Regions from separate parts of the Homo sapiens genome. Here regions 2 and 3 are each linked to region 1. The links are chromatin contacts, found by Hi-C or POLR2A ChIA-PET in ENCODE. All regions are on one chromosome and are shown on one strand. Each heading gives the region's core, a stretch centred on a gene start or an enhancer-like site at or near the end of the contact. The rest is flanking DNA. Distances are from core to core; before and after follow the strand shown. Region 1 holds the start of ARL15 (ARF like GTPase 15). Region 2 holds the start of GZMK (granzyme K). Region 3 holds the start of GZMA (granzyme A).

What was found. Hi-C counts contacts between places; a loop is a spot of excess contacts on that map. ChIA-PET counts read pairs that join two places held with the same protein, here RNA polymerase II (POLR2A). Pooled maps may share reads with other maps.
Region 2: a pooled map shows a loop between it and region 1 (4-fold over the local background). The contact joins the promoter of GZMK here to the promoter of ARL15 in region 1. A Hi-C loop is called at or near these places in 3 of 50 pooled maps. POLR2A ChIA-PET finds 5 or more read pairs at or near these places in 2 of 52 experiments (BJ and CD4-positive, alpha-beta memory T cell).
Region 3: a loop to region 1 is called in a pooled map, with 6 times the contacts of the local background. The contact joins the promoter of GZMA here to the promoter of ARL15 in region 1. A Hi-C loop is called at or near these places in 5 of 50 pooled maps. POLR2A ChIA-PET finds 5 or more read pairs at or near these places in 3 of 52 experiments (T-cell, activated CD4-positive, alpha-beta T cell and activated T-cell).

Annotation. Positions count from the first base shown.
Region 1 is chr5:54,309,132-54,312,445 of GRCh38, reverse strand. ARL15 (ARF like GTPase 15) reads left to right here and starts at 1,873. Exons shown (of 5, transcript NM_019087.3): 1 at 1,873-2,014. The coding sequence starts at 1,967.
Region 2 is chr5:55,022,873-55,025,864 of GRCh38, reverse strand. GZMK (granzyme K) reads right to left here and starts at 1,609. Exons shown (of 5, transcript NM_002104.3): 1 at 1,479-1,609; 2 at 1,058-1,205. The coding sequence starts at 1,542. LOC102467081 (a long non-coding RNA gene) reads left to right here and starts at 1,696. Exons shown (of 3, transcript NR_104662.1): 1 at 1,696-1,936.
Region 3 is chr5:55,100,922-55,104,048 of GRCh38, reverse strand. It overlaps GZMA (granzyme A), which reads right to left and starts at 1,403. Exons shown (of 5, transcript NM_006144.4): 1 at 1,297-1,403. The coding sequence starts at 1,366.

The DNA of each region.
Region 1 (3,314 bases), core at 624-3,123:
GTTTGAATTAACAGAATGCCAAGGAAAATCAAAATTGGATCTAATAGCACTTTGGGAGGCCGAGGTGGGCGGATTGCTTGAGTCCAGGAGTTAGAAACAGGCCTGGGCAACATAGTGAGACCTTGTCTTTACCCTTAAAATACAAAAAATTAGACGAGCGTAGTCGTGCACACCTGTGGTCCCAGCGACTCTGCAGGCTGAGGTGGGAGGATGCTTGAGCCGGCGAGGCGGAGGTTGCAGCGAGCCGAGATCGCGCCACTGCACTCCAGCCTGGGCGACAGAGAGAATCCCTGTCTCAAAAAAACAAAAACAACTTCCCCAACCCCGCCCCCCGCCCAAACCCTCACAACTTTCTGGCTGTAGGAATTCTCGTTTTGCAGCTGAGGAAACAGGTTTGGAAATTAGACTGCATACCTAAAATCACTTGGCTCATCAACCTACAGCTCCCTCTAGGGGGCTGCCTCGCCCTTATTGGTTATGTGCACATTTGGGGTGAATTCCACGGTCATCTAACAGAACTGTTTTGGTAGTCCCAGGTAAACTTACGGTACGGAAATTTGTTTCTTGAGGATACAAAAAAGAAAGGTGTCAGGGGGAAAGTAAAAATTCAACTCCTAAAACATCGCGTGTAGAGTCAGGCAGTCACTTCATAAAGAGTTCAGTCGATGAAGTTTCACTCTTGAAACTTTACTGTATGTATGCAAGCCCTAACTATTAATACAGGTGACAGCATCCACCTTATCTTCCATTCTCCCTAAGCCCTGAGGGTGGGGATGGGGGGGGGGGCACTCCAATCACCTGAGCCTAAGAACATAGCCTAAGAACATGTGTCTGGCATGGTCTGGTTATTTATAGCCTAAAAAAAAAAAAAGCCAGCTTCTTGTCCGATTCAGGCTTTCCCTGCCCAAACCCACTAGCTTAATGCGATATTGACATTACCAGGAAATGCATACGTCCCAAATGCATCTGCTTATAGATGTTTTTACCTCCTGAAATAATACCGGGTCACAAATACTGTTGTGTTTTTTGCAGAGAGCTTCTACTGCTCATTTAATTCAGGGGCGTTGGATTTGTGCTGAGCGTAATTTGACTCCAAGCATGCAAACTGATCAACTTCTTCCCGTGTGTTTGGGGAGTACAAGTGACTACTGCGACTCCTCAAATGTTTTTCTTTTCCTTTTCACGTGGAGGAAAGCGAATTCTCCGAAGACTGTTCGGCGTTCTACGCAGGGGTTGGAAGGGGGGTTCCTGAGTCACCTCTGGCTGCGCGGGGGGCCTGTGTGTACCCTCAGGGACACCAGGCTGGAATCGTCCACCTTACTTTCAAATGATAAAAGTGCGGAGGGTCTTTCTGCCCCTAAGTCGCGTACAGGATTGCCTGTTTACGGAGTACACTTTCACACACTTCTTTCCCGGTGGTGCAGTCTCGTGGCGGCAGAGCCTTTAGGAAGGCTCTGGGGGGAGACAAGATCAGTGGCGACCACGCCTCCCATGTTACAGCGCTCGCTTCCTACTGGGGGTTGGCGGGGACACCAAGGCTCTCCAGCCCGGGAACACGGAGTTCGGCTCCGTTGTACCCAACTGGAAAGCTGTGGAAACACAAAACTCGGGCGGCGACAGCACCAGCCGATTTTCCGCTCTCTTGGCTCTTTCTTCCGCTTGCACCGCCCCCACCCCGGCTCCTCCGCTCAGCACACAGGAACCCACATCCCCCACCACTCCCGCGTTTCTCTCCTGCCACCAGCTGGGGCCTGCCTTTTATAGGCGCCGCAGCCAATGAGCACGCTTCTTTCCTTCTGCCCGCCCGCCTGGCCAATCGCCGCGCCCCTTGTGTAATCTCCGGCTAGTCGGCTGCTTTCGGCTATTTTCGCTGTTGCTGGCTTTTTCAGGAGCTGCTCGCTCGCAGCCAGAGACGCTGCTTTTTTTTTCCGGGTTCGGAGCCGTTCCGGATGCTTTAGGCTGCCGGATGTCTGATCTCCGAATAACTGAGGCGTTTCTGTACATGGATTATCTGGTAGGTGCAGGGCAGGGGTGGCATGTCGCCTCTCGGATCTCGGCGTGCCCGATGGCCCCCTGCCTTGAGGAGCAGCCTTTTTGCTTTCTTTCTTTGGGATAGGATGCCTCTGGGGTTCTTTCTCCCGCAGCCGGCTGGTAAGCCTTTCCCTGGACTCGGAGGGGCAGCCTCCAGGGCGGGTGGGTGGTGGAGCTGACAGGTAAAGGTGCGGCCTGGGCCAGCACGGCTGCAGGGCGAGGGTCGCGCTGGGGCTGCTTGAGAGATGGGGCGGCCGCGGCGGCGCGTCCCCTGCCCGCGATCGGCTTCCTGGCTTCCCTCTGCGCTCTCCGCAGAGGACTTTCTTTCCGGGGGAGCAGGAGTTTTCCTCTCTCCCTGGAGCAGAACTCCAGGTGCTATTAAAGAGCCATAACCAGAATGGCTCACTAAGTGCCCAGCAGCCCTGGTCATTTGATTGTTATTAAATCTCTAAAGCTATGACCTCGGTCGTGGCGGGGTTTTAAAAGCACATTACCATAAAGCAGACGGGTCTAAACTACCTCGCAGGCTGGCACGAACAGGACTGAGTAGGGACAGGTATAGCCCCACCATTCCGGTCTTGGGTGCGTGCCGCGGTTCCACTGTGCACGGATTGGAACCCGGCTGTTTAGGCCAGGCTTGTGCTGAGAAGTTTAGGTGGGAAAAGTGTCAGCACAGTGCTGGGACCGAACATCATTTTAAAAATGGACTTCTATGTGTCTTTGTGGAATTATGCGAGCACCATGTTTTGTTCCAGAAATTATATTTCCCCAGAGTTGCTTGTTTGCGTTTAAGGGGATCCTCATTTACAGAGACTTGTGTTCGATCCTATACGATTATTGTGTTTACCATGTTGGGCAGAACCGCTATTGCCATGCAGAGTTGAAGTAGACGGTTAGAAACATTGACCCTCCTGTCATCTTGTTGGACACATGCACTCGGTTTTCGACTGCAGATTGGCCTGGCAGAGATTTGCCAGTGCCTTCTAGGAATTACACTTAAGGCTGTACTGAGAAAGTCTGTGCATGCTTTGATGGCCAAGAAACGCCGGACCGGCTTTGTGCTGTTATCTGTGTATTTGGGCTTATTTTAGTGTACATAAAGAAAATGTTTCTCCTAATGCTTCAGAGCTTGATGGTCTTGTGGGAAAGGATGGTGACTGCAGTTAATGCATAGCCTTGTGAATGGAGCTGGATCTAAAATTCTGAATTCAAGTTCTGTTTTGTTGTTCATTTGTTGATGGCAGTAACTTCCTTTATCTTTGTGATAAAGGGATATTATTCAC
Region 2 (2,992 bases), core at 360-2,859, 710 kb before region 1:
AAAACTTCCAATTTGTGATCAAACAGTTCCATTTAAATGGGGTAATCAGACAAAACCCCCAAAGCATAGAAAAGCAAATCAATTCAATTGTTCTGTTTAGATATAGACAATGCCTGGAGAGCAAACCATTACAGCTAAGAGAGATCTTTAAGTGAAAGAAAAGGAGAAGGCTCCATTTCAGCTTATTAGGTAAGAAACATAAGGAAACATATATACAAACAAAAAACAAAACCAAAAACCCAAGCAAACAAACAAAACAACAAATACCAAATTAGTTTTCTACTGGCATTTCCTTTTGTGATGGTTGCAGCATCCCAAGAGGGGTTTTGTGCTTTATTAGCTGAAGTAAGAGAATCCTAGGCTGAAATGGACTTTGGAAGGTTTTACTCTGTCTTCAGAAAAGCTTTCATTCTAAGTATCCTAGAAAATAACTCTCTCATTATCTTTCTCTTTCTAGAAGTCATCAATAACTTGTTTTTTTCCACCTAGGAAAGTTGTAAGTGGTGAGTAGCTACTGTTAGGTAGCTACTGTTAGGAGTGGCAAAGTAGGCTTCTCATGCGTATAATACTAATGATAATAGCTGCAATTTTTTTGTGCTTACTAAATGTGCCAAGCATGCTAAAATACTTAAACAGATACTATTTAATTCTCAAAACCCACAAAGCAGGTATGATATGATTATTACCCCTTTGTAAAATGGGGAAGCTCAGAGCACAGAGCAAGCTCAGGTTGTCTGATTTCCTTTTGAGCAGTGTGATCTAACAAGGTCAAGAGTACTGCTGCTTCAAGTATTACTGTTGCTGTGTTCCCTGCATTATACAGAGGACTTGAATTTGTCTAATGTCTTGCCTGGGAAAAGCAGCTCAGTTCTCTCTGAAAAGGAAAACCCAAGACAGAAAGCGTGGATGTGGAAGAAGGTAAATAAACGCCACCAGTTGGTCAGTAACCACAGAAGCTAACAGTAGATCAAATTCTCATTCAGGAGAGGTAAGCTTCTCTTGTACCTATAATAACTTTCAGAAAAAACACATGTCTGGAAAAGTGTGGAGGACTCACCGATATTGGCAGTGGGCTGCTGTCAGCACCCACTGTGGATCAATCAGAACACCTCCACAAACGTGATGTCCGCCATACTGGATGGAGGCCATAAATGGCCTGGAATGAGGTGACACTTCTTTCCCTCCAATAATTTCCATATTGAAACCTACAAAAGTAGACCAAAAGGTTTCACACAAAAGATCTAAACTACTGTTTCATGTAATTCTTCCAATGACAGTCACTATATTATTTTCAAAGCTTAAAAAACAACAATAACCCTACCTAAAAGCTACAATAATTTTACTGATGAAAAATTTGTATAATACATTACAGTTCAGAAAGATAGGAATGATTGTGAAAATAATTTTCATCTATAATATAACAATATAGTCAGTAGAAATTCATTTAATGTTTACATGTAGATATAGGAGATACTTACACACATGAGTCATATAAGCCCCAACTATTAGGAAAAACAGAGAAAAGGAAGAAAACTTAGTCATTTTAAAGATTTAGATTTAAGAAGCCCAGATGAAATGTGTTGATCCTGTGATGAAGGAAGAAGATTCTGAAGACTGAGTTTTGTTCTTGTAAGTTTTGACTTTCTCACCACAGGTGCTCTAGGGGTAAGATTTTTTTTCACACCTAGGTGTAAACGTTATGTATCAGTTTGGGGACTTTCAGGTCTGTGCTTTTAGCACTTTTTTGTTTTGTTTTGTTTTGAGACGGAGTCTCTCTCTGTCGCCCAGGCTGGAGTGCAGTGGCGCGATCTCGGCTCACTGCAAGCTCTGCCTCCTGGGTTCACGCCATTCTCCTGCCTCAGCCTCCCGAGTAGCTGGGACTACAGGCGCCCACCACCACATCCGGCTAATTGCTTTTAGCACTTTTTTGGGAGAGGTATGTATGCCATAAAGAACTCATATCTGGAGATACCATCTCTAATACCTGTATCAGAGTACTTATGCTATAAAGAAAATTTATACTATATGTGTATATAATATTTATAAATGAAAAATATCCATGCCATAAGAATGTAATGAAGTTGCAGACAGAGTTCAAAGATGTCCATTGCTCTCAAGCAATACTTACTATTTTTCCTGGCACAAAATGGTGCCTATCATATTTCATTCTTCTCTCTTTTTCATTTGGACATAGATTTATGATGAAGAGAGACATGGACCTTGCACAGATTATGGTTACTTCACAATGTGGCTTAGCTAAAGCCTGAGCACCAACCAGAGAAAACCATATGTTTTGCAGCAAACATCCCTACTCATGTCGTTTCTCTAAGTTTGCCCAAATTTGGTTAAATTTTAGTTACATTTTTGTGAGATTTCATAATGTTGTTAAAGGTGAACATTGGCAACTATTTTTGATTCAGAGTCTCTCTTTTACTCATTTTTAATTGAAAATGGCCATGTGTTTTTCCAGGGACTTAATAATAATGTCTTTTAAAAATAAAGGACTGCATTTTGTAATTCTTCCCAGGAACAGATGACAATGCATTGCCAGGCCTTCAATACAAAAGGTATTAGACTCAAGATTCTACAAGATTCTGTTTGTGCCAGACACTGATCAGCAGTGCAAATATAAAATGAATACAAACAGATCACGCATCAGAATGCCAATCACTTCCTAGTAACACTGATCAAAATTTGCATTAAATCAACAGATCTTTCTTTTAAGAGGTATGCATTTTATCTTCCATTCATTTTAGAAAGGAGAATTAAAATCCAGAGCTATTATGCTCGGCAGATTGCAAGAGACTCCTTTCAAATTGTTTTCTAGCACAAAGAGTAGGAATAATAAAAAATAATACTATAATTATGTATTATTCATTATAACTTAATAATATATAAGTAAAATACCTTATTTCCAAAATTCTTTTTATATGATCATTTATGGTTTCATGTCTATGTCTTTGAGGAAAGCAGGACAACTTATGTTACAATG
Region 3 (3,127 bases), core at 154-2,653, 790 kb before region 1:
TTTTTATATTTCTTCTCTCTCTCTCTCTTTTTTGTTTTTTTTTTGAGACAGAGTCTCGCTCTGTCACCAGGCTGGAGTGCAGTGGCACGATCTTAGCTCACTGCAGCCTCCAACTCTCTGGTTCAAGCGATTCTCCTGCCTCAGCCTCCTGCGTAGCTGGGATTACAGGCACGTGCCACCATACCCAGCTAATTTTTGTTTTTTTAGTGGAGACAAGGTTTCACCATGTTGGCCAAGATGGTCTCCATCTCTTGACCTTGTGAAACACCCACCTCAGCCTCCCAAAGTCTTCTCATATTTAGGTGCATAAACCAGATATGCACCTAAATATGATAAACCAGAGTTCTTTGGGAATTCCTGGCAAGGCAGGTTATTACATAAGTCCCTGCCTCCAAAAGCTGATGAATCCTGGGAAAAACCGTGGCTGGCTCCATATTGCCACAGCTTGAGAGTAGTCCTCACTTCCTAGCAGGTTCTTCAAGGGAAATCTAGAGCTCCCCAAGAGCTGTCACCCTTTCAGTGGTAATACCATGAATTATACAGCATTTTAACCCATGCATGCTCAACTCACACAAAAGCAGAAATATTGGTTACCATTTGGTAGACAAAAAATTAGCTTAATAAAAAATACTATAGCACACCCAAAGGGTTAATGAGGGAACTGGCCTCACGCCTTAATTTATTGCCAAAGAGTCTCTAGACCAGAGAAATAAGTATAAAAATTCTAATAATTCCTGATTCACTTTTGGTGTCTAGGTCAGATTTGTCTTAATTGTCTTTATCTATGCATTTTCTGCAGCAGGAAAGGCTGAGCTGACTAAGTTGCCACTATTCCTTTCCTGGAAGGTACTATTTGTTTTACGAACAAGAGAGTTTTGTTAACTCATTTTTACATTGTCCTTTTTGGCAATTTTCAAGTTACAAATTGGCAGCAATAAGCATTGGTGGTTCTGCTATCTTTTGCAAAATAATTATGAGAAGAAAAGATTTTTTTTTCTAAAATACAGACATATTTAAAATCCAAGAAAGAATGCTATTTAAAAAAAAAAAATAGAGACAGGGTCTCACTATGTCGCCCAGCCTGGACTCAAACTCCTGCGCTCAAGTGATCCTTCCACCTCAGCGTTCCTAGTAGCTGGGACTACAGGCATGTGCCATTGTGCCTGGCTAAACATTATAAGGCTTGGGGGAAAACATCTTCTTTCAGTATAGGAAGGTAATATTGCCAAAAGTTCATTGAAAGTCTGCTCCATTTTGCTTCATGGTCATAATGGAAATGAGAAGAATCAGTCTTACCTTCAGGAATTAGCAGGAGAGAAACGACAACTGAGAGAGAGGATGCCAGAAATCTATAGGAGTTCCTCATTGTGGCTGCTGTCCCACATCAATCAACCTGAAAATCTGTTTTCAGTTCTTAACTGCCTCTATCTATATACTGAGAGTAAAAAGGATGTGGTTTCCTTTCATTTTTTTTTTCAAGTTTCAAAGTTTAGCATTAGGAAACCAAATCCAAATAAGTGAGAATGGTGGATGATGGCTCACTGCCAGCAGGCAGGCTTTCCTTTGCTAGGACTGCTGAGGGGGGCGCTGGAATTCTACAGGGTAGGAGAGGGGCAAGGGACCTTGTTGCCATCAGAGTACACCAGGGAAGACTGTAAAGTGTCTCAGCTATGATTTTGAAGACGCTTTCATCATCTGCAATATTATCTGTAGTATCCATGACTGGAAACTCTCGAAGACTTAAATTAGAATTTTAATAAAAGTCCTCAAAATTGGTCACCAATCAAAATTCTTTCTAGCTGTCTCCTTGGGTTATATAAGAATTAGCAGGCCAAGTGCAAGCTGAGGACAGGAGGGAGATTTATTTACATAGAGGCTCCTGCCTGGATTTTCCTTCCCCACTTTGTGGTGAGTGTTTATTGTGCTCCTGCCTGGTCTGTGGCAGGTGTGGGAACATGGGCTGGAGGAGGGTAGGGGCTCTTGGCCCTTTTCAGCCCTCTGATTGTGCGTTCCTGATTGTCTAGTTTCACAACTTTAGATACTGAAAGTATCTCCGAGTTTCCCTCCCTCCCCGCCCCCCCCCGACCCCTGCTTCCTGCCTTTCTTCCTTACTTTCTTCTGAACAGGTTTAGGTGAGAAAAGAAGTGGGAGTCATTTTTGTTCCAATGTTGGGGAATGTCTCACTCTAAGAAGAGTCAACCTCAGTCCCTGGAGGAACAGTATGCAGTGTGCTTTCTATTTGAAATGAGTTCAGCTCTTTTTCTGAGCTGAGGATGTGGTCTCCGATACAATATACATGGTCAGATGTGCTGTCAGGATGTTGGGTACTGAACCAACCATCCCCATAGTTAACATCCTGATGACTTCAAACCTAGTGGTTACTTCTTTAGAAATCAAGTGACCTTAGAAGGGAGCCCTGCTGAGACCCCTGCATTTCTTTTTCTCAGATATTACAAGTGTATCAAAGGTTAATCATTTTCAGTAACAGCAGTGAGGACCCTGCTATTGGTTTTGGTGAGTAATTTTAGTGCAGACTTAAAAAAGTCAAATTGTAATTAACTACACCTACTGAAAAATTCTTAAAACATTGACAATTTTGTTTATTTTTATGTGAATGGTTGCTCTTCCATTTATGTTGACTTCTAACAACTTTATGAGACATAATTCACACACCATAAAGGTCACCCATTTAGAGTGTATGAGTCAATGGATTTTAGTATATTTGCATAGTTGTGCAGCCATTACCAGTACCATGCTGTTTTGGTTACTGTAGCCTTGTAGTATAGTTTGAAGTCAGGTAGCATGATGCTTCCAGCTTTGTTCTTTTGGCTTAGGATTGTCTTGGCAATGTGGGCTCTTGTTTGGTTCCATATGAACTTTAAAGTAGTTTTTTCCAATTCTGTGAAGAAAGTCATTGGAAGCTTGATGGGGATGGCATTGAATCCATAAATAACTTTGGGCAGTATGGCCATTGTCATGATATTGATTCTTCCTATCCATGAGCATGGAATGTTTTTCCATTTGTTTGTGTCTTCTTTTATTTCGTTGAGCAGTGGTTTGTAGCTCTCATTGAAGAGGTCCTTCACATCCCTTGTAAGTTGGATTCCTAGGTATTTTATTCTCTTTG